Regions from separate parts of the Homo sapiens genome. Here regions 1 and 3 are each linked to region 2. A link is a loop called in an ENCODE intact Hi-C map of the cell type or tissue named here. Cell type or tissue: endothelial cell of umbilical vein. All regions are shown on one strand. Links, peaks and the distances in the headings refer to the core of each region. The heading gives the core; the rest is flanking DNA. Region 1 holds the start of LOC107987032 (a long non-coding RNA gene). Region 2 has its middle 94 kb from the start of LINC03062. Region 3 holds the start of LOC101927823 (a long non-coding RNA gene).

The links. A loop is a pair of places that touch in the nucleus more often than their neighbours do. Peaks named below come from ENCODE experiments on the same cell type or tissue, not always from the same donor. Only the 100,000 strongest peaks of a DNase experiment are listed, where the experiment ranks them.
Region 1: a loop joins it to region 2, with 4 times the contacts of the local background. A loop is called at or near these places in 6 of 110 quality-filtered maps.
Region 3: it touches region 2 in a loop (3-fold over the local background); 5 of 110 quality-filtered maps call a loop at or near these places.

What each region holds. Positions count from the first base shown.
Region 1 is chr9:89,800,279-89,811,112 of GRCh38, forward strand. It overlaps LOC107987032 (a long non-coding RNA gene), which reads right to left and starts at 2,935. Exons shown (of 2, transcript XR_001746572.1): 1 at 2,747-2,935; 2 at 1,449-2,288. In endothelial cell of umbilical vein, for the core only: CTCF peaks have their summits at 7,891 and 8,093; DNase peaks (open chromatin) are centred at 7,863 and 8,823; H3K27ac peaks cover 4,002 bases.
Region 2 is chr9:89,728,149-89,738,982 of GRCh38, forward strand. No RefSeq gene overlaps it. Among named protein-coding and RNA genes, the nearest start is that of LINC03062, 94 kb to the left of the region's middle. In endothelial cell of umbilical vein, for the core only: no CTCF peak of the experiment used is centred there; no DNase peak of the experiment used is centred there.
Region 3 is chr9:89,811,895-89,822,728 of GRCh38, forward strand. LOC101927823 (a long non-coding RNA gene) reads left to right here and starts at 5,949. Exons shown (of 2, transcript NR_188443.1): 1 at 5,949-6,030; 2 at 9,357-9,604. RefSeq lists enhancers at 4,058-4,167, 4,218-4,317. In endothelial cell of umbilical vein, for the core only: no CTCF peak of the experiment used is centred there; a DNase peak (open chromatin) is centred at 3,037; H3K27ac peaks cover 1,082 bases.

The DNA of each region.
Region 1 (10,834 bases), core at 5,447-10,446, 76 kb after region 2:
TTCTACATTATAAAGAAACAAATATCAACTGGTTTCTGCCAGGGACCTACCCTACGCCATCCCATCATTGTACTCTTCTGCGGCCATGGTCCTCAGGGATTTCAACCTGGCCAGGACCTGGGAGCCTTGAGAAGTCCAGTCGTTTTCAAAGGCCTGCGGGCCCCTGCAATCCTGGGCTGAATTCTGGGCTTCTGGATTAGCTCTCAGACCCCATTCCTCTCACCCTTGCTTCCTAAGGAAGTTTTGCCCATTTTTTGGCCAACATTGAGATCACATATTTGTACTTAGGCAAGTGACCTACTTGCATTTCACCATGAAGTCCGAATCCAACGATGGAAACTCAAGGCTTCCTTACTGCTTTCATTGTGCTATGCTGACTTGTAGGTAGAGAACTTTATTCATCCAAAAGTCCAAAGGTGTGTTAGGATTGTTCCAAAACTCTGTGTGATATCTGTTTGTCCAGAAAAAAAGAAAAACCCACACAAAAAGAAAGTATAATTCATCCTTCAGCATGGAGACCCTTGACCAGATCTCAATCTAGCAAAATCCACACTGTCCCCTTGACAGATGCTTTCATGAAGAGTCAGCTATCACAGCCTCAGCCCCCATGACCACTCAGACCAGACTGGAGTGGAGGTGGTGCTGGCCCTGCTGGCCTCTGGTTGTTCATGTTAAGTCTGCAGCCAGAGCTTTTTCTGTGTCAAAAAGTGTCTGCAAAATGACAGAGCCACCTTGTCACAGTGGCTCTTTCATTTTGCAGACACTTTTTGCCTTCTACAGATGCTGGTCATGCCTCAGTGGCAAGCAGGCAGAATTGCAGTCCAGAGCTGCCCCACAGAGTGTAGGGTGGGGGTGAGGTCAGATCTCAGCACTATGAAGACCACTCTGTGTTTACCCCATTTTCCTCCCATATAGTTGCTACTCATCAGGTTATATTTTTGACTTGAGAAAATTGTGCCTGTGAATTTCTTTCAATATCCTCATCTTAAACAAAATGGACTTCCAAAGCACCAGTCTAACTGGGGCCATTTTGAATTCAGACATGGTCAAAAAATCTGTCAAATAATGCACAAAATTCTATGTTTCTTGACTTTAAATCTCCACTCACCTGCCAAGGCCGCCCTAGAACATCTTAAAACAAGAAGTTGTTTCTTAGGGCCAGATCCATTTATAACATCTGCAGACAGGGGAGAGAGACATCCTGATCCTATAGCCTCTTCCTTTTTCCTTCTCCCACGTGAGCCTGATGGGTTAGCCTCGTGACTAATATTTGTTACAAATTCCCCACTTGCTCTTTAACCAGTGATAATGCACCAGCCTCCAATGGCAACAGATTGGGCACAGCATTACTTAATTGCTATCTCCTATTTTGGTTTAAAGTCTTCTGACTTCAACATTTAACAGTATTGGATATCAGCTGTGGAATATACCACCAAAGATAGACTATCTCGCAAAAATAATATGCCATGTATTTCAAAATCATAGCATTTGCTGTCAGCTCATATTTCTGGCCAAATATGGAAAGAAAGATACCCTTTGCCAAAGCCGTTTTGGACCTTTGAACAAGGCAGCTCTCTGTAACAATCCTTGGTGAGAACATGTTCTTCTGTGAGACTGCATGCCACATTTCATATTTGCGTAGGACTCTCATCCCCGCGACTGCTGAAGCACTTGGCATGGGTTCTCTCCAGTTTGCTCTGAGGTGGGAAGCTCAGCTAGGGTGGGTTTCCCATGAATGAGAGTTGGGAAAGCAGCTGTCTCAAAGCCAGAGTCGCGGACCTGGGGGAAGAAGGAAATAAGTGGCACTAGAATTAGAGACCAGGTCCTTTGTGTCCAATCCAGCAGCATTCTGCCTCTCTCTGGATGCCCTGAGTACATTTGTAGGTCTTCTGACTCCTGAGAATTAATGTGAGACTGGGTGGAATCAGGAATTAGCATCCACGCTTGATCGTAGAGCCTCGTCTGCAGGCCTGGGTGGTCACTACACATTTCTTTCCACTGGGCGATGCTGTGCTTTCTTTCAAAAGCTCATTAGAGATGCTCCCTCCCTTTGAAAGGCACAGAGATGTTTCATGTGCCATTTTCAATTTATCCAAGTTGCTACTCCAAAGAGGTGGAAATTACAAGAGGGTGTGCTTGTGAAACTGGAGGAGTCTCCCCGGCTGCAGCTCTGGGGACAGCATCTCACTGAGCTTGGGATGAAGTTGCTGGGCAGGACCAGACGATGGGATGCTGTTTTTCATTCTCGGTTTGGCTCTGCCTCTGAATGGTGGGGAGTACACCCTGTTCTGGGAGGAATAGGAAGGTCAATTTTAGTACTTTGATGTTGCTTTACAAAAGTGGAGGAAATCAAATACAGACTCCTGAAATATTAGCAACCCCAGGGTTTGTGTTGCATTTTCTAAGTTTTGGAAAAGATGATCCAGGAAGATGGGGGTCCTCCTTAAGCTGATGAATGTTACTCTGCTCTTCCCTTCTGCCTGCTTCTTACCACCCAGCATCTCCGCTGTCCTGAGGTTGGGCTGTCCTGGGAAGCTGTCTGCAGCTGGAGCTTTGAGTTGAGCTGGCTCCATGTGAGTGACGGAAACTCGGCTCTGGTTCCCTGGCCCAGGGCCCAGCTCCCCTTTCCCTCTCCCTGGGGCGCTGATGAAGTGAGGAGTGCGTGCATGAGCAGGCTGCTTGTGTGTCTGCTTACCTTGGCATCCAAAACACTCCAGCCCCATCTTCCCTGTGTGAAAATACTCACTACAAGCTTCTGCCTGTTTCCACTTTCAGTGCTTGCTCCCATCAACTTGCTTCTTCTTGGAAAGCTAGAATCCTGCAGCTGGATTGACCAGCACAAAGACCTTTGTGCTGGCTGAATAGCAAGGGACCTTCATGTGACTGGCAAGTGACTTGATTTCCCATGGGTTGCATCATGTTTTGGGGCACGAGGGAAGCATGGGACACTCCAAGGGGATTAGGTCCCTGGGGAAAAGTGCATACCGGTGGCTTTTGAGTCAATATTCTTTTAAGTTCGTGCCCAGTTTGCATCAGAGAAAAGGTTGTGCCCAAATGAAGATAGTCAGTGAACTTGTAGAATGTCACCAACCTGTCCAGGAGGTTGTACCCTCTAAGGCAGTCACAAGACTGCTGCGTGTTTGACATGATGGTTCAGGAAGGGGAGCCCCAACTGACCAGCATCAGGTTCTCTGTGGGTTGCTGAGTGGATGAAGCAATTAGGAGTAAGAGCACAGGAGCCTGGGGACAGGAAAGGCCACGCAGAAGCACTTCCTAGATGCGGTGGATAGATGCGGGCTCTGCCCATACTGTGGCCATAGTTGAGCAATGCCATGTGGCTATAGGGGCTTTCTTAAATTATAAACAGGTCTAACTAATATGGCTATATCTTCTTTTCAGAAGGGGCCACGGGGCCCTAGCCTCAGTCTACATCAGGTGCTGTCCAGGTGATATAGCACCGAGGAAAGAGAGCTCAGTCGCACTCCTGGCTCCCTGGGGACCATGGTAGCTCCAAAGGCTCCCTGTGGCTGGAGAGCTGTCTGTCCTCACCCCTTGTACAGCAGCACTTTTGACCCCTGAACCCATTGCTTTCATTTCTCTATTCCATTCATTTCAGTGTCTGCCTTGGTGAATTTGGGGTCAGCTGCCAAAATGATTGGAAGAGAAGCCAGTTGTTTTCACTAGGAGACAAGCATTAAAGAATAGACATCGTCTTTATCAACAGTTATTGTTTCTTTATCTTTACACTGGGGCAAGCGGTTTTATAATTATCCCTCTTAATCACACAACTGCCCTGTGCAGTAGGTATTCTTCTTAAACCCATTTAATGGATAAGCAAACTGAGACACAGAGAGATATGCAGCTCATTGGAGGTCTTTCTCACCACGAGTTCCTGGAAGAATCTGGATTACAATCTAGGTCACATTTCACGCATCACAGGCTGGGAGTAAGAGAAGAGATATAACTCCTAAATTCTGAGTAGCCCTTATGCATATGCCCTGTAACCAAAAGCAAAGCTCAAGCCTCCTTCCTGCGCATGTGGTACCTTGACGGTTCAGGGACGCTTCAAGGCACACCTCTGATCCCAGCAGCACAGACAGCACAGACCAGCCACCTAGAACTCCCTGTGAATAGAGATGACCTGTAGGTGTTCCCCTAATATTTGGAAATAAGTGAATGGCAACGAGAAAGGTGGTCCAAGGAATTTACTAAGCATGAAGAAGAACTTCCAGGGACATCCAAGGTCTTGCACACCTACCCTGACCCCATCCGGTGGTGTTAGGATCACAAAATAGAGACTTGTTATTTCAATGAGGATTCCAGGAGCTCCTGGGAAGTCTTTGCTGGTTCACAGATGTGTTTACACTCAGGATATTCTTTCAATGGCATATTTTTGAGTTACTTTCAACAAAAGGCATTAAAATGCAAGGGGTTTCTGCATAATTTTCAATTAAAAAGACAATGCATTGATCAGAGTCATCAGTGGTTTGCAACTGTTCTCGGGGAATGGGCTTTCTGGAAGGAAGCGTAGGAGGGAAGTGCAGATAATTTTGAGTATCACCTTTTCCAAAAAGTAGTGTGGCTGTGATGACGCTGTGGTTTCCTGTGAGCCCAGAATACAGTACCCCTGTGTTTGGCCTGCCAGGGCAGGTGAACATTCCCCAGGCTTGCTCTGTGTCACGGATACCCAGCTCACCAGATGGATGCAGTATGGTGGGTGCCCTGGTAGCCGAAGCTGGCTCTGATGCAAAGATCTGGTGCAGAATTTATAAAGCAATATCTCATTTCTGGTTGATGGTGACTCACTAGAGGTGTTGGAACATTTTTTTTTTCCTATTTCGTGTCAAAGATTCTTGGGATGAAATAAGTTAAAAAGATGTTTCTAGAAGACAAGTAAGTATCAAAAAATAAAAGGAGCTGAAACATCCACCAAAGTGAATATTAAGAGAAATTCGACACTCCAGAGATTGTGAATGTCCTTTTATCCTGGCCTAGATAATGAGGCATGCACAGGTAATACTGTGGGCTACTTGGTGCCATTAGAAGAAAATGCTGACTGAGCTTACAATCATGTCTTCAGTTCTATTTAGTCAGATCTTTTGGTTATTTCATTCGCATGCTGAAGTTCTGTTTCCTTGTCATTTGGAGATGTTTAACTGTGGCATATGTCAGAACCACAGGCAATTGAGAATAGATTAATCAATACCTCCATCAATGGACACTTGAAGAAGACACATAACTCAAACCTTATGTTAAATCTTAGAGGAAAAGTCAGGTTTTTATTGTAGTTCATTTTTTGGAGATGATTGCAAATTTAGTTATTTTGCATCTATTTTTAGGCAGAAATATTAACAGTTCAAGAAAAGCCAAGAGTTTTATCAGAATAAAAAAGGAGATTGTCTACCATGTAAAACCAGCTGCAAATCCACTGAGAATCACTCCTGGGCACCATCAGTGTGGGAGCTGCTTCCCTAAGAGCTGAGACTGCCAGCACGCGTGAAAATACCACCCAGCTCTTCCAAGACTGGCCCCATGCTGGCAGAAGCTAATGTGTGCAGCTCAATAGTATGATGTCAAGTCCAGATCTTGAAAGCAGACTGCCAAGTGAGCGAGGACACCTGCTTCAGTGGTAGGGTGAGGGAGGCTGCGAAATTCACCAAGAGGTAAACAGCAGCTGAGAAAGCCTTGGGAGACTGGGTGGGACTCAGATGACCAGAGAAAGCCTTTCCAGGAAGAAAGACTGAGGGAGGCAAAGTGACAAATGCATGAGCGAGTGGGGTCATGGCTGACCATGGGACTGCAAGATGACTAAGGCAGGGGCTCTGGGAGTCAGCACCAGAGAAGGAGTGGAAGGGGAGCGGCCTGTCAAAAGGCTTTGGAAACAGAACCCAGTTGTGGAAACTGAGGTGCATGAGTCCGGCATAGTTGTTTAGGAAGCGGCAAGTCTGGCTCTGAGGAATGACGTGGGAGCTCAGGTCATGACCGTGCAAAGAATAAGGAACCCAGAGACTGGGGTGACACTGCAGACGAAGGTGTCTGGATTGCTAGGGAGTCTGAAGATGGGTGGGTTCCAGGGGAGCCTGGGAACCCAAACTGTGCTCTTCCTTCTTCTTGGTCTCAGAAGAGTGAAGAACCAGAGGGAGTGGCAGAAGACTTTCATGTGAGAGACTCTGAGGTTGAGACTTGGACTTTATTGTACAATAGAGCATTTGGCTGGCCTTTGTCTCCGGTTCCTGGGAAGGACCCTCTAAATCCTTGGTATTTCCTGAGTGATAGGATGTCTTTGTTACTCATGGTAGGCCCCTGTGACCACACCAGAATTCATGCTAACAGGAAGACTCGGGATGGGGGCTGGTCACACCAGAAAGATCAACATGTGACTAGAGAGTTGGGGCTCTGAGCCCCTATAAGTCTGGCCTCGGGGAGGGGATGTGGCTGGAGATTGAGTTCAATCCCATAGCCATTGAATCAATGAAGCCTACATACTGAGACCCCAATAGGCACTCTGGACACCTGAAGTTCAGCTGAGCTTCCCTGGTTGGTCATACATCCATGTGCCAGGACAGTGACATATCCTGAGGACATGAAAACTTCATCCATATTTGGAACCCTCCTAAATCTCACCCTCTGTGTCTCACATTGCTTGCATGGTCCTGAGATGTATCCCTTAGAATTGTGAGTATAGAGCTCTCCTGACTTCTGTGAGTCATTCCAGTATGTGATTAAACCTGATGGGAACCCAGCATATGATTAACCCTGATGGGAATTTGTTACTAGCTGGGCAGAAGTGTAGGCGGTCTGTGGACCCTGAGTTCATGGCTGGTGTCTGAATTGAGACGCACTTGTGAAGAAGTGAGCCTTAAGCCGAGAATTGGACCTAAAGTCTGCATGGCAGTGTCAGGGTGGCATGGCATCCTTTTGGCCTCAATGTGACCATGTCTCAGTCCTGACCTGGTGCTCCTCATTGAATCAGAACCCATGGGAAGCCCAAGTGAGGAGATGTACCCTCGTGCGGGGGCTTCCTCCGGGTCAAGCATCCTTGGTCATAAAGTATACCTTCAAATGCCCTTTGTCAGGTCACTTACAGGTCTTCCAAGGTTAAAATATTTGATAGTGACACTAAATACTAACGTTAAGAGAAAACACTGTCACTGATAGACATCTATCTATAAGATCTTGATGAGTCCAGCATTCTAGGATCAGGGACCATGTGGCATTTGGCACAGAGTTTAGTGTGGCCTTGTCTGTCCCCGGGGAATTTATTTTCTTCTCTGCAAGTTTCTTCTGAACTGTGTTTATATCTGTGTTAGAACACTAGTCACAAGTAAATGCACATCCTTCTTCTCTTATGGACTGCTTTTGTGGGCAGAGGAGGGCAGGTCTTTATGTTTATACCCCTTGCAACATTTAGTGAATTGGATTTAGGAAGGGGTGGTTTGGTGAAGACTCCACAAAGAAAGCAGTAGGGCCAGAGAAAAAAAAAAGCCAGTACCACCTGGTAGAAATGGCACTGTGCAGTTCACTACCTTAATGTGTGCACAGAGTGGTGGTTCAATCCAGTTACCCCTGGATGACCTCAGCATTTCCCCAGCCCCAAGAGCATCAGTAAACCTGAAGCAAGTGAGGCTCAGGCCCTGAAAATCTCCCTCCGTGGTCTTGAGCCCTGGGTGTTTTTTTTTCTGCAACCTTCACTGGTGGGTCACTTCCTGGCAGAATAGCCATGGGGAATTCTTTGTCTCTCATTGTTGTTCAAAGTCCTTTAAAAAACAGAGTGTTTTCGCCCAACCCTGGGGTTCTGGATTCTGCTTGCCTGTATTTCTGTACCTAGTCAGCATCAGGCAGAAACTGACCATTCAGGAAGAGAGACAATCAGATGTAAATGTGTTTTCTGCTACTGCCTCTAGGGGAACGTTCTTAAATATTCTCAGCCAGATGACCTTCCCTCCCCTGCTGTTTATTGTTTTTCACTATCAAATGTTCCCCCAGCTGTGGCAGCTGGAGTTCAAAGCTGTCCACTTGCAACAGAGTGTCCTTGGTGGGTTTTCTGCAGTTGATTAATGCCTGACAGCATGTGGGTTCCTCCAGGCAGTGGCCCTCTGTTGGATTCTTCAAGGCAAATAAGAATCTGCCGGAAAGAAGGCATAAATCCTCCCTTGCACTGTGCTGTCAGCCGTTGAGTCTCGCAGGTTTGCTTCTGTAGAACCAGGAGAGTCAGGTCATTTGAGTGTTTGTGTGCCCAGGGTTATGCCTCTGTGATCCACCAACTGCGTCTCCAGTGCGGCCTGCACCATACAAGACAAAGACCTGGAGATGAGCCGTCCGGCTCCAGCCCCTGCCACTTCATTAAAGACTGTCAACAGCCTTGATCTATCTGTCTGTGTTACCTGATCCCGCACGCTGATGCGCGGTAAAGGACTCCCGTGCTGGAGACCATAGTGTAGGCTGTCAGAATGGAATTTTGAAATTGTGGCCAGACACAGCTCACTAAAAACTGTAATTAGTGGGTAGACAGAAAAGCCTCATCACCCAGGGCCTGGTTTTTTTGGATTGGTTGGGCCATGCCCATCACGCAGGGAACATTGCAGAGGCATGACTGGGGGCTTAGATCACGGCAGCCCACTTACCCCATACCCCATACCCAGTACATGCCCCACTGAGACGGCGACCATTAGAATGTCTGGAGAAACACGGAGGATGGTCATTGGGAGCAGCTCAGCTCCAGGTCGAGCTCCCATTGGCTGCAGAGGTAGCTGCCTCAGGCAGGCCCTTGTGCAGTGCGGCCTCTCTCCGTGGGTGATGCGTCTTTGTGATGAGCCATTTCCACCACGCAGACCTTGAGCACAGTGAAACAATAAGCCAGCGATTACTCAGTACAGCGCTCAGAGGAATTCCAGTTTACTATCAGCAGTCATTAGCCCAATCGGTAATGATTCAGAGAAGGGGGATATTGAAGGCACTGGCTATTTTTCTTCCTTTTTTTAAATTCCGGATATTAATCTTAGAGAAGCACAAAAAAGCAATCTCAAGAGAGGTCTCAGGTGAAGCAGTCTTTACTGAATAGAATCACAGAGACTGTCTTGACATAGAATTGGGCTTTGGAGAGACATTAAGCAAGGGTGACGGACACTGCAGCTGCATAGTGTTGATTGCAGGAGATCGATTGGACAGCCGGCTCTGCTTGTCTGCCATTGTGGTAGACTGTATTTTCCAAAGATGATCATACCTATCTAAAGCCCATCCTCCACTGGGTGCGGGGTGCTGTGTTCCCTTTTTTTGGACCTAGGCAGGCCTTTGTCATTGTTTGAATCAATACAATATGGCAGAGGTGGTGGTGTGTGCCTTTTGTAACCAGATCATCAAAGTCATTAGTTTCTGCTTTGGTCTCTTGTCTCTCTCACTCTTAAGACACTTGCTCTTAAAACCCAGCTGCTATCTTCTGAGGAAGCCCAGGGCACAAGGAGAGGCCACATGTGGGCATTCCAGCCAAAAACTGACAACAAGCATGGGCCACCAGATCTACAAGGAAACATCCTTCAGATGGTTCCTGTCTCTGCTTTGAGTCCCCCAGTGGAGGGACCAGATACCATGGAGCAAAGACAGGCCATCCTGCCACTCCCTGTCCCAATTCCTGACCCATAGGAACTGTGAGAGGTGATAAAAGACTATTGTTTTAAGCTATGAGTGTTGGGGAATGTGTTATGCGGAGCAGATAATAGATTCACCTGTCATATCTAGTGGGTGCTGATTGCCCATGTGCCTGAGCATAACCCCATCTCATATGTTTGCAAAGAACAATGCATGAACCCAGTGCATGGCAGGAATTCAGGGAGCAAAATGAACTTGATGGTTACCCAAGCAGGCAGCAGGAGCTTGGTTCCTGGGTGTGGCTTTTGCGCCCCTGGTTTTAGCTCCAGGGATATTCGTCAAAAGTGTTTAAGGCAAGAGTCAGCCCTGCCTCTGTAGAAATAACAAAGAAAAAACAAATGGCAGGGATAGACAACCCTAGTGGGAAAACACAGATATATGAGTTCCATAGTCACTCAGAGAAATGAAGGGATGAACAAAAGCCCTCATCATTCAAGTGACTTTTCCTAAACTCTAAATAAATCTCGGCTAAACACCCAGGTGTAGGGGCAGTATCCATCACATTCTCAAGGCAGTTGTTTTTTAATTTTTTTTTCCGGGATTAAGATAGAAAATGCTTCAGCTTTCCAAGGCAAAGCGTTGCTGCCTGCATTCTCTGTGTGTCATGTGGCCTCAAGCACACCAGGGGTTTTCCTGGAGTGTGTCCTGGCAGTGAAGAGGCACGCAAGGCATCTGATATCCCAGCACCCACAACTGAACATTTTTATGACATTCGCCCAGCTGTACCTTTATAAAGATATTATGCAGGTTCCGAGAGATTAAGCTTTCCTTCCCAACCAGCTGCTGTGGAATGATGCCCGGCATATGGAGGACAGATAGAATTTCCCACCCTGACATGTGCCGAGAAATTTGACTTTAAAAAGTGTTAATCAGTAGCTCAAATCATCAGCCATGCATGAGGGCAGGACAGCAGGAGTCTGGAAGCTAAATCCACAAATGCATGGGGCCATCCCTGGGTGATCCAGAGAAGGAAGTTCATCCATTCAGTCACATTGAGCATCTCCTGCCAAATGAGGGGTTCCCTGCTTGCTGTAGCTGCAGACCTGAGTTTGAATCCTATGGAGACCTGTTGCTTTGTTAGAAAGTAACAGAGATGTCTGGATGCAGGAATCCGGAGCCTGGTGCTGCCCCGCACTTCATAGGTGTGGTCTTGAACACACTTTTGCTCCCTTCTGGCACTGGGCCTCAT
Region 2 (10,834 bases), core at 2,076-7,075:
TAAAAAACAAAAATTAGCCAGGCATAGTAGCTCATGCCTGTGGTCCCAGCTACTCAGGTGACTGAGGCAGTAGAATGCTTGAACCTAGGAGGCGGAGGCTGCAGTAAACTGAGACTGCACCACTGCACTCAGCCTAGGTGATAAAGCAAGACCCTGTCTCTAAATAAATACATAAATACATAAACAAAGTTTTATGACATCTGCAACAATTTTAATGAGCTGCTCAAATAATTGTGGCTTCTGTGGTGACAAAATCACAGCTATCCCAAATCCTACTGTGAAGGTACTTAAAATCACAGTGAAGACAAGGCTCAATTCCAATTAGAGGGTGGTTGGAAATAAAGATGGAATTCTTTCCCCATTCAAGTTCTCAGACTCTTTGACTTCCATCCACAGACTCCTTGGATAAATTCTTTCGAGTGAATTTGTGACTTTGGTGAATTACTCCAGGGTGGAGTTTGGTGAGCTAATTTTTATAAAATTAAACAGGAAGGTATATATACACTGAGATGGGTTTTGAAAAATTAGTGCTGCCAAAGTCAAGGTGAATAGAAGAGACACTGCCTAAAAAAGTCATCATCTTCATGTGCTCCCCAGAGGACATGGTGAAGGACTCTTCAAACCCCTCTGGAAGGCCAAGGAGGGGAAGAAGGGAGAGGAAATTGCCTTGGAGCTGCCGGGAAGGCTGTAGGAGGGTGCTGGTGTCTCCTGGGGCCCTGCAGCCCCTCCCTGCAGTAATTTAGGGAAACAGGACATGTTGGTTCCCCACAATTCCTGGACCACAGCAAAGCTTTGTCCCTGGAAGTCCCCTCCTCATCCCACTCTCACTAAGCCTCCTCCCTTCAAAGGAAGAACAGCTTCTGTCTCTGAAGAAACCTTCAAAGGAGGGGGACAGAGCAGGGGCCCTTTCCATGGGGTGAGGGAGCTCGCAGCTCACCCCTGGGCCTGTCCCCATAGCTTCCGCAGACTGGGAGGGAGGAATGTGGCCCATCCTTCTAAGATATTGATGGGATGAATAGACCTTTTGAAAAGTCAGGGTGGAGAGTCTGGTCCTGGGGAGTTTTAATTACATCACCCTCGTTATCAGTCTTTGCCTTGACATGGAATTTTTTGTTGCAAGAAGGGAAGGAGGCAGTGCAGGGCCAGGTGGGGCTGCCCAAGGGTGTTGTGAGGCTCAGATAGTGCCTGGAGAGCCCTCCTGGCGCTTGGGACTGATGAGCTCACCACAAGAAGGGCCATGACCTCATGACTGCGGGACATTGTTTTTTTTTTGGCCTCTGGAATTGCCAAGATTAGCTACATGTATATATTATTTTCTTCAGGAACCATAGGCATTCCTGAGATAGGAGGATTCTGTACATTTGCAAACCTGTAGGGTTTGAGACTCACAGTGACAATCCCCAGCTTCTAGGGCTGTCATGAAAATGGCATGGGATGCTGACCCACATGGGGTGCTGTGCATGACACACTTTGCTGTTATCCACTAAAGCTCCCCTCTGCCTGCCCACTAATCAAAGGGGTTTAAAGGTTTGAAGCCTGGCTCATGTAAAAGCTGTGACTCAAACTTCAGGATTGGGTGTTAAAATGGAGGTTACTATGCGCCACTTCCTAACAATTCTAATACAGGACTCGTGTGTGTGTGTGTGTGTGTGTGTGTGTGTGTGTGGTGGAGAGGGTGTATAATGTGTGCTGTGTGTGGGGTATATAGCTTGTATGGTGCATATAATGTGCGTTTCTGTGTTTCTGTGGTGTGTGTGTAGTTTGTGTTGTGTGTATGTGTGTGTGGGTGTGTATACTGTGTGGGGTGTATAGTTTTTGTGGTGTGTGTAATGTGTGTAGTTGTGAGTGTGTGTTCGTAGTTTGTGCTGTGTGTATGTGTGTGTAGGGTGTATATTGTGTGTGGTGTATAGTGTGTGTATGTATGTGTGGTGTGTGTGTAATTTGTGCTGTATGTATGTGTGTGTGGGATGTATGTGTATATGTATGGTGTGTGTATGCGTGTGTGGAGTGTACTTGTGTGGGTTTGTGTGGTGTGTATGGTGTGTGTGTGGTATATGGTGTGGGGGGGCATGTGTAGGTGGCATACAGTGTGTGTGAGATGTACAGTGAGTCGTGTGTGTGTTGTGTGTAGGTGGGGTGTGTGCTGTGTGTGGTGTGTGTGGGTTTACAGTGTGCGTGGTCTGTATGTGTATGGTATGTGTATGATGTGTGTATGGTGTGTGTCTGGTATGTGAATGGGGTGTGTGCTGTGTGTGCTGCATGTGGGTTTACAGTGTGCGTGGTTTGTGTGTGTATGGTATGTGTATGATGTGTGTATGGTGCATGAATGGGGTGTGTGTGTGTGTGTGAGTGTGTATGCAGGGCAGGGAGGAGCCAGGAATCTTCATGATTCCCCAGTGGTTCTGCTGCAGATGTTGCAGAGATCATACTGCCTCCAAACCCTGGATCAGGGCTAGCCCAGGTATATTTTTATTTGCAGGTTGTATACTAAATACAGTTAAACAGTGGGGAGAACAAAACCAGCCTGGATAGTGTCTAAAAAAAATAAATCCCACGTACCATAGGATGTTAGATTTTAGTAAACTTCGTCCGTCCTGCTTCCTGCAGTCTCGTGAGAAGGCCGGGACACCAGGCTTCCAGCTTGAGTGTGTTTACCCAGCGAGCTGGGGGTGGTGGAGCGGCGGAGCTGGTGGCTCTGTCCCGCCTCTGTGGCTGGGGCCCAGTGTCAGTGGGCAGCATGCTTTCTGGCCTCCACCTGCCTTTCGGTCAACATTGGAACACGTGTCTCCTGCTGCTCTGTGGTGCGGCCTGTGGGCGGCGTGGGAGGTCCTAGGTGAGCTAAGTAGCGGCCAGTCTCGGTGCCCTTGGTGAGCTCTGCCCTCCGGTTGTGTCAATAACTCCATCTCTAGTTTGGCTCAAGAAATGTTTCTAGTTAATTTATAAAACAACGTGTCCCCCTTTGACTCTTGCAAGTAGCTGAATTCTGTTACCTAGCCAAATTATTTTAGTCTAAGAAAATTCCAGTTGTAGGTGCTTTAAAGATTTTGGTCTGTGGAAATTCATGGTATAATATTTGAGTGTGGTGCATGTGGGTCCTGGCTCAAGACCTTCATATGAGAGATGATCTTTTTCGTTATGATATATATATATATCCATCCAACTATCTATCTGTGTATGTGTCATATATACCATATTACCCAGTTGGAAATAAATAGAATAACCTGATCTTTCTCCCCACCCACATTTTCCTTTCATTTTCTCCTGAAGATGTCTTCTTCAAGTGTGAAGTACTTCTCAACAATCTCTCCAATCTTATGATTAACGCTTAGTAATAGAGCTCCCTTTTTAGCAGCCTGTGGTGTATTTGACCAACCTGATCTCTTCCCTAACATGGCTCTTGCCTTTTGGTGCCCACTCAGCTGCGTTACCTGCATTACCTGCATTACCTGGAGCATGTCCAGTTGCCCTGGTCCCAGAGGAGCTGTCCTGGCTTTTGCCTATTCTGTGTTGCTGAGGCTTCCTGCCCTCCGTGCCACCTTTTGCGTGGCTGCTTTCTTGCCAGCTCAGCACCTTCATAGCTGCATGCCACCCCGCCAGCTCCCTCTCTGGATCATCTCTCTCTATAAGGAGATTACAACTCTCAGGAAGGAACAGGTTTCCCCCTTCCCTCCTGCTGCCCCTAGTGCCTCTAGGTCTCACCCTAATGTGGATACGGCATCTCCAGCAGGCTGGGCAGGAGGCTGCTCAGCCCAGTGTTCTCTGTATGGATGGCAACCATACAGGACAAAGTGACAGAATGGTGCATTCATCTGAGAGCCCCAAGGGCCTGCTTGATCAACCATTCCTGTCACTTTCAAACTCCAGTTTACCAGTGGAAGCAGTCTAAATGCCATTGTGCACAACAGATAAAGGCAGGGCTGGTCTGGATGAAAGAGAGGCCGGTCTCAAGGTCCCCAGCTTGGGTGGTGGGCTCCTTTACATTCTCACAGCCCCCCGTAGCATCTCCTAGGCAGTTTCAGAAACCCCCCTGGGACTTGGGGACAATCAGGTGTGGAGTCTCAGGACTTTGTCTCTAATCATTCTACAAAAGAGCTCAGGATTTTTGTTTCCTTCTGGGGATTAAGGAAGCAACATTTGGATAAGATTTTAGTTGGAGAGGAAAGAACCCTTTAGTAAAAATATATTTTGTGTTCCCCCTTCCTCTTCTCAGTGCTTTCAGGGAAAGTTGAAAAGGAAGCAATAATTTTCTATTTTTGATGAGCAACTTTTACTGTGCAGGTGGAGGAAGGACTCTGCCCAGGAACTAGGCAAGTATGTAAACAAACTGTCCTGGGCTATAAATAATTCCTTTCCTGTCATGACTCAGGGGGGTTGCGGACAAGCCTCCTTGAACAATTCAGAGATTTACAAATCCCACTTTTGTTATAGAAACATTGCAAAAGTAGCTTGTAATTATTTATCCTCTTTTTAAAAAATTTAGCCTTTGGGAGAGAATGGGCCATGTTTTCTCTGATGGGGCATCCTCATCCACATCAGTCTGCTCTGGAACATTGTATGTCAGTCTGTTCTTGGAATCCAGATGTGGAGTGCATGGAAACCCGTCCAGCTGGGCAAGCCCAAGGTCATGGACACGCGGGGTCTAGCTTTTAGAGTCTGAATGCTCTGCCCTGACCCCCACACAGCACACACAGCTTGTTTACTGGCAGGTGTGACCAACAATAACAGGAAAAATGACCCTCTCTTCTGAAAATCACGATTATTAATGGGGAAAGGGTGTATTATGTGGCTGCAATGTGTACTTGCCTAGAAATTTTAAATTGAAGGAAGAATCATAGGAAAAATTCTTTTTCCCCTCCATGAATCAATTTTTGGGAATTCATTTTCCAGATAATTCTGCTGTCCTTGGGGCTTTTGGAACAAGGAGAGTATTTAGTGCTTTCCAAGGGCTTTTCTCTCCTCCCCTGGCTGTGGTCCACATTCTGTTCAGGTTCCCTTTCACTGGCTCTACACAGAGCAGAGGAGGCTTGGAGGTGGGCTCAGATGGGGCTGCGGGCCTCATACCAAGGACACTCCATGTCAGGAGCTGACCCTGGGGCAGAGACTGTCAGGTGGGCTTGGAAAAGAATGTCTGGCTGCAGAGGAGCTTTGTGAAGTTTCCTTCCGACACTTTGGTGGAGGTCGGGTCCTAATGGCCTGTGCGGGGATGCCCCTGGACCTGCGGTCTGTCTGGGTCTGAAGGTCATGGACAAGTTGAACCTACCGTCCTTGCCTCCTGGCCCCTTGCTGATGAAGTGAAGAGGGGAGGACCCCACAGTCTCTTCTATCACTCTCCCTTTTTCTTCCCTTCTTTCCTTCTTCCCTCTTCATTTCCTTCCTTCTCCTCCTCTTCCTCTTCTTTCTCATATCCAGACAAAGGTGCATGCACACAATGGGATGCCCAGTCTTGGGTGTCTCCACGGAACCAGGTCCAGAAGCAAATGCTGCAGACTATGTCATCCTGCTTGGGGACATGGAAAAAGACACCACACGGTCTGGCAAGACCACGGATAAAATCCAGGGGATTTGTGAACATATATGAGGAAAGATTCTATCTTGGTTTTCACTAACATCTAACTGCACTTCAGCATTTCCATCCCCTGTATTGATGGCACCTCTGACCTCTGGTAGAAGCACAGCTAATGTTCTTTCAGGGTGGTTGTTGCAAACGTCTTGATAGTTCATGTATGCTCAGCACTACTTCAATAGGGCAGTGTATAGATTACTGCTATTTAGTGTCTTAATGAAGAAGAACACACCAAAGTTTTAAGAAACATTTTTTATAGTGCAAGTTTACTGTACAGGCATACCTTGGACACATTGTGAGTTTGGTTCCAGACCACCGTGATAAAATGAATATTGCAATAGAGTGGGTCACATGGATTTTTTGGTTTTCTAGTGCGTATAAAAGTTACGTTTGCCGAGTGCAGTGGCTCACGTCTGTAATCCCAGCACTCCCAGAGGCTGAGGCGGGCGGATCACTTGAGGTCAGGAGTCCAAGACCAGCATGGCCAACATGGTGAAACCCCATCTCTACTAAAAATACAAAAATTAGCCAAGCATGGTGGCAGGCGCCTGCAATCCCAGCTGCTCGGGAGGCTGAGGCAGGAGAATCGCTTGAACCTGGGAGGTGGAAGTTGCAGTGAGCCGAGATCACACCATTGCACTCCAGCCTGGGCATTGCAGTGAGACTCCGTCTCAAAAAAAAAAAAAAAAAAGAAAAGAAAAAAGGTTTGTTTACACTATACTGTAGTCTACTAAATGTGGAATGCTATTAAGTCTAAAAAAGTACATAGCTGAATAAAAAATACTTTATTGTTAAAAAATGCTAATGATTATCTGAGCCTTTTGCGAGTTGTAATCTCTTTGCTGGCGGAGGGTCTTGCCTGGATATTGATGGCTGCTGAATGATCAGAGTGGTGCAGCATTCCTGTGACGAGGTCACTGCAGCTGGTGGACCTGGAGGGCAAACACACATGAGGTCACTGCTGCGTGGCTGCCAGGAGCAGTGGAGAGGGCTGCAAGCGCCCTGGCAAGGGCCCTGGGGAAGTCAGCATTCCCAGGCATACCCGTTCCCTTGACAGTTGTGATTTTAGTTTCCGTAAAGAAGAATACTTCTAGTCATAGTCACTTTAGACATTATTACGGTTTTAAAATTTCATAATCAGAATGTGCAATACAGAAACACCGGACGCTTTCATGGAAACAGCAAGAGCAGAAGCAGCTCCACCTATTAACAACCTCCCTGGCTGATGCAAAGCCGGTGTTGGGAAGCCATTGGCAAACGCTGTCAATTTTGTTAGTTTCCTATTTTTCCTTTGGTTCCCTTTTGTGATTTTCTAAGCCTGATAGCTTCTTCGGAGGCATAGCAAACAAGTAAGGGTTTCTTAAACTGCATATGCCCAATAACAGGCCAGCGTGGGCACTGAAGCCCTCTGTCACAATGTCTGTTGCTCTGGCCTGGGCTTTAGCACTGCTGCTCAGAGTCAGCTTTCTTACTTTTCGTTTTGGAGATGGTCTTGTCTTTGGTGATCTGTTTAGACATTCTGGATAGTTATCTGGCCCAGATTTTGTGGTCAAGACTCCATCCACCTGTGAGCCCAGCAGGGGCCCAGAAGCATTCATATGTGTCCGTTTTTAACACGCCGAGATCCACGTTGCTTATGCTCAAAAGACAAAACTCGTATTCAGTTTAGTGGATATTCAGCCTTTCTTCGTGCTTCAGAGACATTTCTGACTATAGTGAAATGGACCTAAAGATCCTGTGGGACGAGGCAGCTCCTTACAGACCAAAAACAGGGAAGAAAGGTGAGGGCAGGGCTTGGGTCTGGCTCTGGGGTCCTGGCAACCCTTTTAAGTGGGACACGCAGGGATGGAGAAGGATGTGGTAGGAACACCCAGCTAGGCTTGCGTTGTAGGAATATCCGTTCTGGTCCAGCACAGTCTAGCAAGCCTGCAAACCACTAGGAAAAGCCTGAATGCAACTTGGGCCATATCTGCTGTGACACTGGGCAGTACAATGGCAGTGGCTGGCAAGGTGTGGGTTGGCCAGGTTGGTATCTAGGTATCTTCAGAGGCCCTGCTCATTCCGGAGAGATCCCTGAAAACTCCCAGTCTTTACTGGGACCTGGAGGTTTTAGGGGTTACATGAACTAGAAAGAGCCTGGGTGTGGTGCAGAATGATACCAATCTAGCTAGGCTGCAATGACATTTTTCCAGAAGGCCCTGGAATATTAGTTTTCTACTGCTGCAAGACAAACTAAATAGGGTAAAACAGCACCCACAGTTTCTACACATCTAGATCCCAGGCACGGCTTGACTCGGTCTTCTGCTTAGGGTCTCCCAAGGCTGCAAAACAGGTGTCACAGGGCTGAGGTCTCATCTGGAGGCTGGAGGTTCAACTGGGAAAGAATCTGCTTCCAAGCTCACTCAGGTTGCTGACAGAGTTCACCTCCTCTTGCTGCCAGACTGAGGTCCCCACACTCTTGCTGGCTGTCAGCAGGGGCTGCTCTCGGTTCCTTAGGTCTCCGCAGGTCCTTGTCCCATGGCCCTCTCACATCATGGCAGCTCTTTCTGCAAAGCCAGTGATGGGGAGAAAGTCTCTCATGTCAGAAAGGGCCCTGATCCTTCTCTTGAGCACTTTCATCTATTAAGTCAGGCCCTCCCAGAATAATCTCCTTTTTGATAACTCAAAACCGGCTGATTTGGGACTTTCATGACAACCGAGGACTGCCTTAATGGTTGCCATATACTATTGGTTAGATGCAGATCTCAGGTTCTGCCTGCCCTCAGGGAAAGGGGCCGACAAAGACATGGGCCCAAGGAGGCACGAATTATCGAGGGGTCCCAGGCCTGCGTGCCACACACAGGATTTGGGTGGCAGAACAGTGAAGCCTGAGCCTTTGCACTTGAGGCTGGTGAAGGGTGCTGGGTGTGCACTGTGTGCCAGTCTCCTCTCAGCTCCCACTGAGCTATTGACCTATAGCAACACTAGGCCCTACACTAGAGGCAAGGGCAGCAGCCTTGCAGAAACTCTTCCATTGGCTCCCGTCATTGTGAGAGCTCTGAGCACCGTGGTCTCTTGTCCCCACTAGTCTCCACCACTCTTAGTAGGTCTGTGTCTGAGTGAGTCATGCTGGATGCAGGGGGCCAGCGTCCAGGATGCTCAGACCTGGGGGCTGTGTCCTCATCCCATCAGCCCATGGCAGGAAGTCACTGCTGGTCCCTGCCTGTTTCAGGACATGGTTCTCCACCTTCTTTAGGGTTTTGCTGTTTGCAGTGAAGCACTTGCTAGGGAAACTGCATTTCCTATGCAAAGATGAAGTGTAGGGAGGGTCACACTGGGGAGAAGTGGCCACCCAGGCTGGCTTCAAAGCCCCCTTGATGACCACTAGCTGTGGCACCCCCTAAAGCACAAAAGGCTCAAGGAGAAGTCCCCCTTCCCCCAAGTCCTCCATTTATGGCACTTCAGCATCCAGAATTCCTGTGCCATCAGCTGGAAGGGAGCTTCCAGGCCTTGGACTTTGCTAGAGAGCTCAGGGGCTCTCTCCTCCATAAAGCCTTTCTTCCCTACCCCTTGACCCTCTGCAGCCTTATGTCCTCTTTCCTGTGCTCCTTTGCACCTTGTGTAGAATTTGTATAAACCTCCATTAGAATTGCTGATTTGCAGGCCTGTCTCCTAGCTAGCTAGTGAGCTTTCTGAAGACAGGCAGCCAGGGATGTTTATCTTTGCATCTCTGGCACCCAATGCATTACTTGGTGCATCATGGGCACTTGGTAAGTGTTTGTTGAATGACTGAATGAAGGAAAAGGAGTACCCGAAAAATGAAGTGATTTACTTGCTCAGAGACACAAAGATGTGAGTGATAGGGATGGAATAAAACTCAGGTCTCACTGATTATCCATTGAATAAAAACTTTGGCCCTAACATTGTTACTCTTGGCCACTTCTAAAAGGAAAGAGCCTTCATTAGCACCGAACAATGAGAGCAACTGGCTTCCCGGGCTCTCTCTGGATCTTTCTGAATCTTCTAAGACTCAGTCAAGGTTTTTCTCAGAGGAACAGGAGGCAAAGGCATAGACTGAGCCAAAGGCGTAGACTCTGGATTTGGTCTCACTGAGGTTTAAATCTTATTTTTGTCACTAGCCAGATGTTTGGCCCAGGGGAAGTGATCCGACCTCCCTGGGTCACCATTTACTCATCTGTAAATGTGGAAACAATAACGATGCCCACAGTCAGGGTGGCTGTGAGCATTAACCCAGAGAGCACTGGTGAAGGCTGCCACCTATTCACTTATTCAGCAAATATTTATTGAGCTATTATGTGCTGCTTGTTCCAAGCTAGGTCCAGGCTATGACGAAGACCCAGGGGAGCTGAGCTGTATGGGGAAGCCAGGCATGGAAACAGAAGATTGGAATGCCAAGGTGCCCCCGAGGGTAGGCCAGAAGACTCATGGACCATGGGTGGCAGAAGACCCAGGTGTGTAGTGGGAGTGACAGAAAATCAAGGAAGGCTCAAATAAAACCCAAAAGCTGGGTTTCAGCTAAGTCTTAAACATAGGGGTGCTGGTAGCTGCTCGGTATATACTAGGCTTGCCTCACTCGTTGTCATTCATTTATTTATCATCAAGTACAGCTAATCCCGTGCTTATGCAACTGTTCCATCCCCAAAGGTCTTTGTCAACTTGAACTTTGCATGAGAAAAAGATAACCTACTACATGTTTTTAAATGTTGCTTTGCATTTAAAGTTACAGATCTCCTTATGAACACACACCCCTCTCTATCTGCATGTCATTTCAAAACGCTTCTCCTTGAGGTAAAACCAAGTGGAGTTTGCATGGCTGGGAGGGAGGGTTTGGCCTTGTTCACACTTTAATCCATCCATTTTGTCTTCTAACTTGATCTCTCATTTGTGGCTTTCCCAGCTTGGACCCTTCCAGTCGTGTCCAGCAGGCAGCAGAATGTGTGTGTGCATGCGTCACCGAGAGCAGCAAGGATGGGACTGGTGTCAGACGAAGCCCTTGAAAGGGACACGCCAGCTTCTGGGGAGCAGCTTTCCCGGCACTGTCTCTGCAGCCTCAGCCTGGCCTAGCTCTGATTATGGCTCCCTCTCTTGGAGACCTTGTCACATGCCCTGCTGGGGATCTTGCCGATGTCCTTCCAGGACACTCTTCCCTGCTCTCACCTTGCTCTGTGCCTCAGAGGCTGCCCTAGATGAACTCTGTCAGACAGCTCCCCTACTTGGGCCTCCTTTTGAGGTTCCCTCAGTGGGGAGCATCCTATGCCTGAGCTGCAGGGT
Region 3 (10,834 bases), core at 915-5,914, 83 kb after region 2:
TGTCTCTTTCCAGCCATGAGGTGTGGCTACTTTTGCTTTTTGTCTCTAATGCTGAGAAGAAACACCCACAGAGAAAGTAGACATAAAACCCTTCAGATAACAGGGGGTAGAAATCAAACACACATCCTGTGACTCTGCTGTGCGGGAGGACGGTGCCCCCACCTCCAGGAGCCCAGCTGTAGGGGGGAATGGAGGCTGGGCTCAGCACCGCAGCCCCCATGCCCACCTGCACCCAGGCTCACTATGCAGACTGCTATGTGCGCTGCAGGAGCCAGACGGATGCTTTCTTGCAACAGGCTTGCTGCAGATGGTGTAACCCGTCTGAACGTTCATCTTGGTGGATGAGAGGCTTTCTCTGCACACAAAGCCTGAAAGAAGCCCCTCACTACCTCTCTCAACCATCTCCACTGGAGATGAAGCTTCTCAAGCCCGGGGAAGCCACGGAACCTTCCAGATACGGATGTCCCTTTTGTGGGGTACATTCTGCTCCACAACTGGACAGGAGGTTGAAGCCTCACTTGGCCTGGGGTGCTGACTTCCTCAGGGTCCAGGTGAAATGTAGGGAAGGGCCCTGAAAAGTTAGTGCTGAGAAAGAACTAGGGAGAAAATGTTTTGAACCTCAAGCCTTCCAAATCTTGTAAGAGGCTGGAATACATTTATGCAGAGTCACAGAGAAGTCTCCCAAGCCCAATCCAGGCCATCAGTGTTTTGTGTTCCATTAAGACTGGCACATTTGGAGAAGTGGCTGCTGAGCGTGTGGGTTACGGGGGTACAACTACCCTGGCATGTGGATGGCAGGTGGCCAGGTGGCTGGTGGAGCTGACCTCTGACCTCCAAGGTGTGGCTGAGCCCCACGAGCCAACACTGCCTTGAACCACAGCTACATCAGGTGGAAACACAGCTCAGAGCAGTACCTGGTCACACAAGCTCCAGGGCAGTCTTGAGGGAATGGTCTGGAAAGTTTGAATGCACGTGGCTGTGCCGGGGTAAGGTGACCATGGCGGTATGGCTGCAGCTCCTGGGAACTGCCTGGGGCCAGGAGCTTTGACAGGTGAAGCTGCTCCCTTAGCAGAGTGTATACCACCTGTAGATCCTGCTGCCACTCAGACGCCCAGTGAACCCCCCAGCCCTGCCCAGGGCATTGCATCTGGGGGCATCCCGTGACCTCTCACATACCTTGTATGATGGTTAATTTCGTGTTTCAACTTGGCTGGGCCACAGGGTACCCAGATATTTAGCCAAACATTATTCTGGGCATGTGCGTAGGGTGTTTCTGGATGACACTGGCATTTGAATTGGTGGACTTAGTAAAGCAGGGGGCCTCCCCAAGGACGAGACCTCATCCAGCTCACAGAGATCCTAAAGAGAGCAAAATGGCTGAGTAAGAGGGAATATCCACCTGACTGCATGATCTGAGACGTGGATCTTCCCCTGTCTTCGGACTCAAACTGAACATCAATTTCTTGAGTCTCAAGCTTGCCAGACTTCAGTCTGGAAGTTTGAAGGGATTTCCACCTTGAAAACAGCAGATCTGGGGAAGTGTCAGCCTTCCTACTCATGTGACCCAGCTCTTCTTTCCCTGTGTTTACACACCCACTGGTTCTGTTTCTCTGGTGGACCCTAAAGAATACACTCAGTATTCTCCGCCATTGAGAGGCATGGCCCTCACGCCTCCTTCCTGCTTGGACTTGAGATCAAAAGGCAGAACTACCACCTGCGTTAATGCATCAGGATGTGATGGTGCACAAGGGCTGGTCCTCTCCTTGAACTGCCACAGCACCTGATAGCAGGCACCAGCTTTACAGGGGAGGCTGCCGCAGACTTAGTGAACAGCGTGGTACCATGTGGCAGGAACCACTGTGGGTTTAAGGGCTTGCATACATTTCACATCTCAGCAAAGATGTCCACATTCTCTGATGACACCTAAGATTAGCTTGAAGTTCTTGGAAGAAGCCTCAAATATTATCACCTAATGAAGTTTAGATGTATTTTAGATGGAGAGTTGAGAGTCCTTTTACCCCTTACCTGATTTGAGTCCTGGATGATCTCAGCAACATTGTTTCCTGGGGGCCTGAAAAAAAAAAAGGGAAAGATTGAGGTGGACTAAATTTTTATATTTAAGAGGCGCTCATGCATAGTGTGAGTGTGAAACAAAAAAGCCTGTCTAAATAAGCAAATAAAACAGTGGAAATCCATTTTTTAAACCTGAATGCTGGGGCCTGGGCGTAGTGGACATAGCAGCATTAACATTTGGAAAGAATGCTTGAAAACCCTTTCAAAAGAAGCCACGTAAGAGGTGTGTGCATGCACACACACACAGCCTGTTGATGCAATTTATGTGTCCACATTTAATTTCTAAAAAACCTTCCAAATTTGCAAGCACACAATGCTGTAAGTCCTAGAGCTTCTAGGGAGCTCCCCTTGCAAATCCGATGCTGAGGATCAGGCTTTTTTTTTTTTTTTTTTTTTTTTTTTTTCAGAGTGCTTTTAGAACACCGTGTAGGACAGGATGTAGAAATGGGAAACTCACTGGTGTTCTGGCGATACCACAGCCAGACTAAACTGAGCAGAGAATCACCTGCTTGCAATGTAGAATTTCAGAGGGAAGGCAGAGAACAGGCTGGTCTCAGCCTGATGGGGTGATGGGGAATGGAGTACTGTGCACTCCAGTCCCCGCCTGCAGCCTGGTGCCAGCCAGCTAGGGGCAGAAGACAGCCCTGCACTCAGCTCATCCTCTCTGCTCCCAGCTGGGCTCTTAGTTCACACTGGCTGATCAAGAGCTAATATGTCTCCTTTCCCTGAAATATAATGAGGGAAATGTGACTTTGGCTTTGATTCTTCCCTTCCATCTACTTCCTCTAACCAACAACAAAGCTCCCATTTCACTAATGGTTCCTGATGTGATCCGAGCCCCACTAAATAGTTTATGAGAAATGGCTATTTTTATGTGAGCAGAAAAGAGCAGTTCCTGGAAAGCTGGGGCAGCCCTTCATGTCTGGGCTGATGAGATCATCAGTCTCAGGAAGCCGCTGCTCTGCCGGGGCCATTATTCACTATGAGTGCTCCTGTGTCCACGGAAGCCATCCATCCGGCCACCAGGAGACATGGCCTGGGAGCACTGCGTTGGAGAGAGGCTGACTTACCTAAAGTCCGCTTTCCCTGCTTTCCTTGTTGTGACATTTAAGAACAACGTCCTGAACGTGAGAGAATGGAGAAAGGAGACTTTAATGGGGGGTTACAACTGGTTCTAACTGGGGTCCCTGGATCAGGAATATCAGCATTGTTAGAAATGCACATTCTCAGGCCCCATGGGCAGCACCGTGTGGCTGCTAAGGGCAGGGTCTCTAAGCTGTACTGCCTCTGGGCTTGCAGCCTGGCCCTGTCCCTCATTAGCCAGAGGATCCTACTGTGCCTGTCTCCCTGCTGGCAGAACGGGCATCAAATCTCATCCCTCTGTCCAGTGTTGCTGCAAGGATTACACAGGCATCTATGTAAAGCCACTGCAGCAGGTACTGTGTATTAAGTGCTCAATAAAATGGTCAGCTGTCTTGTGATGTCAGAATGCCAACAGGGTAAGTGGCAGGGCCTGTTTCTTCTCAGGGAGGTCACAGTCTTGGGCACCTTCGTGTCCATGGAGATCCCAGGCCTGTGTGAGCTGCAGGTTCTGCCCTCAGAGAGGTGGCTCTAGAAAACAAGCCAAGCTGAGCTCGTAAATCTCCTCCCTAGAGGGGCACCTGCCACATTAGGAGGCGCTCTATTTATGCGTTCATATGAGAGTGCTAAAAGCTGCTCTCACTCCTCATCCATCCCAGTGGTACAGGCCGAACAGTGCCCTCTCAGAAAGGATCTGCTGAAGTCCTAACCTCCAGCACCTCAGGATGTGACCCTATTTGGACATAGGGTCTTAGCAGAGGTAACTGAGTTAAAACAAGACTGTTAGAGTGGGCTGTAAGCCAATCTGGCTGGACTGCCTGTAAGAAGGGGAGATTTGGTCATAGACAGGTACAGAGGGGCATTGGGAGGAGATGGCCGTCTCCAAGCTAGGAAGCCACTCCCCACCACACACCAGATCTGCTGGTACCCACCCTGGCCCCCCGGCCTCCTGCACTGTGAGAAGTGACTGCCTGCCGTCGAAGCCACCCAGTCCCTGGTGATGAGTCTGGCAGCCGAGCTGAGCGACACAGCTGGAAATTCCCCGGCCTTTCTTTCCTCTCACTTCTCTGTTCTGTTGCCAGTGACATCTGCTCTGATGATCTATGGCCATGTGACAAACCACCCCAAACTTTAGTGGCTTAAAACAATATTAATCAGTTATTTTGCCCAGGAATCTGCAGCTTGGGCAGGACTCAGCCTGAACAGCTCTCCCTGCTAGCCCCTTGCCTGCTGTGTCCACTAGACGGGATGGGCAGATCCACTTCCAGGATGGTGCGAGCAAGCTGCTGCTCTCTGTGGTGGGATTGGTGGGAGCTGTGGCTTCCCCTCAGCATGAAACTGGGCTCCAAGAGCACATCTAGGAGACAGGATGTGGAAGCTGTTCTTTCCTAAAGTCTGGACCTGCTCAGAAATTGGCATGGTGCCCCGCCCTCACCATGTTCTATTTGTAGACAAGTCATGGAGCCCAGATGCAAGGAGCAGCAGGGAGATAGACTGCACCTCTCATGAGTGAGAGCCAGGGAGTTCGGGGCATGTTGAAAACCACTACATATCACTGACGAGGTTTTTAGGTGTGAGTTCCTGAGAATGTCATCCTTTCTCTGCCCAATTTTCAGCTTAAATGACAACCCTATGAGCAGGTACGTGGTACCCACTTTGTGCTCTGGGCAGTGCTTTGCACTTTGAGATTAGGAGAGAGATGTGGTCCCGACCCCCACATCATTCAGTAGCAGGGCCCACAGCCATAGCTTTTAAGCTTGTCTCTGTTCAAACAACATCATGAAAGGCCAACATTAAACAGACAGGCAAGGTTGGGAGCGTGGCGCAAAGGGTGGCCTGCCTCCCTTCCAGCTTCTTTCTTCTACTACGACCCCCAGGGAACTGTAGGCACAAACACTAGGTTGATGAAAAGTTATGAGCATACAAGCTCAGAGATCGGGGTTGGAATACTTAATCCACAGCTTCTGAGGTGCCCCTTGAGCAAGTCACTGAACCACTCTGACCCTCAGTTTCCTCTCCTGTAAAACAGGGTAATAAAAATATCTCCCTTCCTTGTCCATCATGAAATGTAAGCACAACCTTATGTCAAAAGAATGGCATTTAAAGGCCCCTACTACCAAATTCTGAGCTTGGGTGAAACTGTGTTAGGCTTCCAGGAATGGGAAGATGCCTAGGCTGAAATCCAAGCTGGGCCCTGCAGGCTAGGAAGCTTAAATAAGGGGAGCAGGGAGGAGGAAAAACAGAGCAGACAGGAGGATCATCATCAGCAAGCAGTCACGTGGGCCAAAACGTGCTGTGGGCAGAGGTGGCAGCAATCAGGATGCCAGGCTTTCTGGACAGGGTGCCCGGGAGGGGAGTCTGGGGAGACGCCATTCAGAGTGGACACTGGGTTTGTGCGTACGTAATGCTCGACTTGATGGTGGCACACAGCAGAGGTCCCTGAAAGCGACATGGCAGGCACACAGGAGGTGGGGTCTGCCAGGAGCATTGGGGGCTTATCAGAGCAAGGCTTTAAAAGCATGCAGTCTGGCAGGGGTGGCCTTGATGATGCTTGGGAATGCAGAGGGAGGGTGATCTGGGAATACCTTCCAAAGAAATCAAGGCCAGAGCTTAATGTGGAAACAGAAGGAAGGAGGAGGAACTGGCTTTAGAGATAACAGGCTTTTCCTGAGCAAGAACCTAGAGGGATGACACAGGGGAGGGGTGGCTGGCCGGTGGGCCTGGAGCCAACTTTGAGGCCAGGGTGGAACACGTGCCTGAGACGAGGGTGGGCCGTCCCAGTGTCGGCTGCCTGCAGACATCAGAAATGTGGTTTTGAATCACAAGAAGAAATCAAGACTAATAGTGGAAAAGCCTGAAATGTCTTGCATAGAGCTGGTAGTTGAATTTCTAATTTTTTTTCACTATATCTCTAGAACTTAGTTTTTACAATTTCTCCAAAATATAGATTCTCTAGCAACCCTTCAGATGAAGATGGACCTGCAAATCCACAGCCCTTTTCAACCTCCAGGAACACCTGGCCACGCCTCCTAGAAGGCCTTTCCTGGTTTTCATATGTTTAGACTGCCATGGGATTTAGACATAGATGGGACTCTAAGAAGACTGCTGCTCTTCTCTTCTGCTCTTAGATAGGATTGATCAAATTGGGAGACTATGCTTTAGTAAATTTCATAGGTTAACCAACTTCCTCACCCAGAAGATGAAGGTCAACATCAACAGAGATAAGTCATGGCGGACAGTCAACATCAAGAGAGATAAGTCTTCACGTTATGTGATGAGAATCTATTTTTTGTTTGTTTGTTTGTTTTTGAGACGGAGTCTCGCTCTCTTGCCCAGGCTGGAGTGCAGTGGCATGATCTCCCCTCACTGCAACCTCTGCCTCCCAGGTTCAAGCGATTCTCCTGCCTCAGCCTCCCGAGTAGCTGGGACTGTAGGCGCCTGCCACCACGCCCGGCTAATTTTTTAATTTTTTTTATTTTTAGTAGAGATGGGGTTTCACTGAGTTAGCCAGGATGGTCTCAATCTCCTGACCTCATGATCCGCCCTCCTCGGCCTCCCAAAGTGCTTGGATTACAGGCGTGAGCCACTGCACCCGGCCATGAGAATCTTGTAAGCTGCGGTGATGGTGAAAAATATTTTATGTTTCAGCTAACCCCTTCTTGATGTATCTTTCTTTCTTCCTTCCTTCTTTCTTTCTTTCCTTCCTTCCTTCCTTCCTTCCTTCCTTCCTTCCTTCCTTCCTTCCTTCCTTCCTTCCTTCCCTCCCTCTCTCTCTTTCTTTCTTTCTTCTTTCTTTTCTTTCCTGGGTCTCACTTTTGTCACCCAAGCTGGAGTGGAGTGGTGAGATCTCAGCTCACTGCAACCTCTGCCTGCCAGCCTCTCGAGTAGATGAGATTACAGGCACCCACTACCACGCCTGGCTAATTTTTGTACTTTTAGTAGAGACGGAGTTTCACCAGGTTGGCCAAGCTGGTCTTGAACTCCTGACCTCAGGTGATCCACCCACCTCAGCCTCCTAAAGTGCTGGGATTACAGGCATGAGCCACCATGCCCGACCGATGTATTTTTCAAGTATATTTTCTTCTTGTCTTTGGTGGAGTTTTAAAAGACCTACAGCCATCTGTAGGTGTCACTTCCTTCTCCCTCTGAAGCTTCCAGATGCCTGCCCAACTCTGATGGAGGGTTGTATCAAATAGACTAGAGGTTACGGGTTTTGGGGAGGAGACCACAGAGATAAAGTGCCATTCTCATCACATAACATCAAGGTCACATACTATCAACACGACTTATCTCTGCTGATGTTGACCTTCATCTCCTGGTGAGAGAGTGTTTGTCAGCTTATTCCACTGTAAAGCTATTGAACCCCTTCCATTCCCATACTGTGCTTTATGGAATTTTGACCATATTTTGTGTGGAGCTGTTTGTTTTTCTTGTTATCGAGTTCTGAGTTCCTCATTTCACTGTCATTCTTTTAACAGTGTCTTTTGAAAAAGAGAGTTTTAATTCTGATGAAATCCAATTTGTTAACCTGATATCCAAGGTCACAAATGTTTTCTCCTGGAAGTGTTATCGTTTTAGGTTTTAAACTTAGGTCTGTCACTCATTTTGAGCTGATTTTTTCATGTAGTTCCAGGTATGGAGCAGATAGAAGCTCATTTGTGTGTGTGCACACATATGGATATTCAATTGTTCCAGCACCATTTGTTGAAAACTATCCTTTCTCCAATGACCTACTTTGCAGTTGCCGTTGTTGAGGCTTAGTTGTCTGTGTGTGTGAATTTCCTTCTGAACTCTGTTCTGTTCCATTGGTCTATCTGCTTTGATGCCAATATCACACTGTCTTGATTACTGTCGCTTTATAATAAGTCTTAAAACCAGATAATATTAGTCCTCCAACTTTGTTCTTCTTCTTCATACCTGATCGGCTAATTTAGACAATTTGCATTTCCATATAAATTTTAGAATCAGCTTGCCAATTTCTACAATATAGCCTGTTGGGATTTTCATTGGGATTGTGTTGAATCCACACAGTTTGATTTTGGGAGAATTGTCATGTTAGCAATATTAAATCTTCTGTCCCAAGAATCTGGGTATATTCCTCCATTTATTCTGGTCTTTAATTCCTCTCAGCAATATTTTAGAGCTTTCCCTGTTTTTAAAAAAATACCATGTATATGTATAAACTTCATAAAATAAAGTAAAAATATTAAAGAAGTGTTTACATAAAGAAAACTTGCTGGAAAAGCTTAACAGGTTCTGTGGGAGAAGCCACCCAAGATATTTAGCTATGACCGTATGGACGTGAGTGTATGTGCATGTGAGTGTGTATGTATGCAGGCAGGCATGTGTGAATGTGCATAGGTGTGTATGAGTATGTATTAGGAGTGTGTGTGTATGTGTGAATGTGAGACAGTGTGTATAAGTGTGAGTGTATATAAAGCAGTGTGTGATGTGTGTAGGTGTGAGTGTATGTGAAGCAGTGTGTGATGTGTGTAGGTGTGAGTGTATGTAAAGCAGTGTGTGATGTGTGTAGGTGTGAGTGTATGTGGGTGTGTGTAGGAATATGTGATGCATTAATGTATGTGTAGGTGTGAGCATGTGTGTGCAGGTGTGTGATGTGTTCTGTCATTTTAAGGGATATGGAAGGAAAGGAGGTCAATATGCTTGTTTTACCATCTTGATGTCATTTCTGAGTTGATTTTCCCTAAATAAAATCTATTTCCAGGAAGAGTTTGTGCTGGCATTCTCACCAGGCTGAACAACTCTAATTAATTGCTGGTCCTTCTCTGAGAGCATCTCCACACACAAGCTCACGGTTTGGGGGAGGAGGACAGCATGTCTGGGAGCCTGGGTTGTGGGCAGACCTTGCCTAGGTGGGGTGGGCTTCCTTTAAGAAAGAAAAAGGTCCCCCTGGGAAAGGACCTCCAGGCCCACTTAGGCAATCTTCTGGCCTCGGAGCCCTTTTTTCCTACAAGTGGAATGGCCTTGCATTCATTTTCTTATCGATCTTACATACTGTTCAATCCTTGTAACTGAAGTGGCTGTCCTGGGAGGAGAAACTCAAGTCTTCCTGAGAGATGGGTCATTTCTTGTCAGGAAATGTGAGGACTTGTTCTTCCTGCCCAGGCCCCTCAGAAGCACAATGCTTCTGGCGCAGGTGGTCTCCATCTCACCACTGAGAGTGCTTCTTCTTTTCATGGCAGGACTGTTTGCAGCTCAGGATGTTTGCCATCACAACGGCAGAGCCGCAGTTCACACCCAGGCACGTTCTCCCCAAGACCTGTGGCTGCAACCACTGCTATGCATGGAATGTGAGACGGACGGTGCTCGCCTAGCCAACAGTTGATGCTGAATACATCTTCATCTGTGTATTGACCATCTACCCTTTTCCCATGATTTGTTTGTCAAAATTCCTTGCTAATTTCCTTATTAAAAATGGTCAGTATTTTAATTCTCCTGATTCATGATAATTTCTTTGACAAGGAAATTAATACTTTGTTAAATGAGTACAAATATTTTTAAACAATCTGTTTTACTTTTAATCTTTGTTTATGGTGATATTTTGGGCATACAAAGGTCTTTAATATCCATGTTATTAAATTCACAAATATTTCCCTTTGTGGATTTTGGGTTTCAGTTTATAATTCTAAACATATTCTCCACTCCATGATTACAAAATAAAAATAAAACAACACTGGTATTTTAATCTACTACATTTATTGCTTTTACTTACAAATCTTTGTTTTAATTGGAGTTTATTTTGGTAAATGAAAGTGCATGAGGGGACAAGTTATTTTCTTCGATGTGGTTGAACAGGTGTTGTGAGAAGGTTCGGAGTCCGTCTTGCCATGGCTCCCCAAGCACACCGTCTTCCTCTACTTTTTATTTTGTTTCTGTGCTGTCTATTCTACTCCTTTGGAAAAAGCAGCACCCTGAGAATGGAGTGGACTTCGATGTGCTACCGTTGTTGGAACCTCCAAGCATGGATGGAGCCCTGCTGACTTTGGAGGCCTCAGTTCTCACCGATCTGCACCTCTTGCACCCTGTAATCACTTTCTTGGGGTAGTTTCTACCTGACCCTGACAACCTCTCATGCTCTCTATGTCCACAGCTAACCCTGTGTTTCTGCAACTCTGGCTGTGTATTGGGATCACCTGAAAGGTTTTAAACATGACTGCTGCCTGGGCCCCATCCCCAAATCCTTTTTTTTTTTTGAGACTGAATTTTGCTCTTGTAGCCCAGGCTGGAGTGCAATGGTGTGATCTTGTCTCACTGCAACTTCTGCCTCCTGGGTTCAAGTGATTCTCCTGCCCCAGACTCCCAAGTAGCTGGGACTACAGCCACCCACCAAGAAGCCCAGCTAATTTTTGTGTTTTTAGTAGAGACGGGGTTTCACCATGTTGGCCAGGCTGGTCTCAAACTCCTGACCTCAGGTGATCCACCTGCCTCGGCATCCCAAAGTGTTGGGATTACAGATGTGAGCCACTGCACCCGGACCAGAAATTCTTATATAGCCAGTCTGAGCTGTGTCCTGGGCATTGGCCACTCCTAAAATCTTCCCATGTGATGCTAACATTCAGCCAATTAGAGCCTAGAAAGACTTGAAGGATAAGTGCAAAGCCTACCCTATTCTGAACATGGGAGTTGGTTCCTTTCCCCAGTCATAGGAGGCTTATGAACA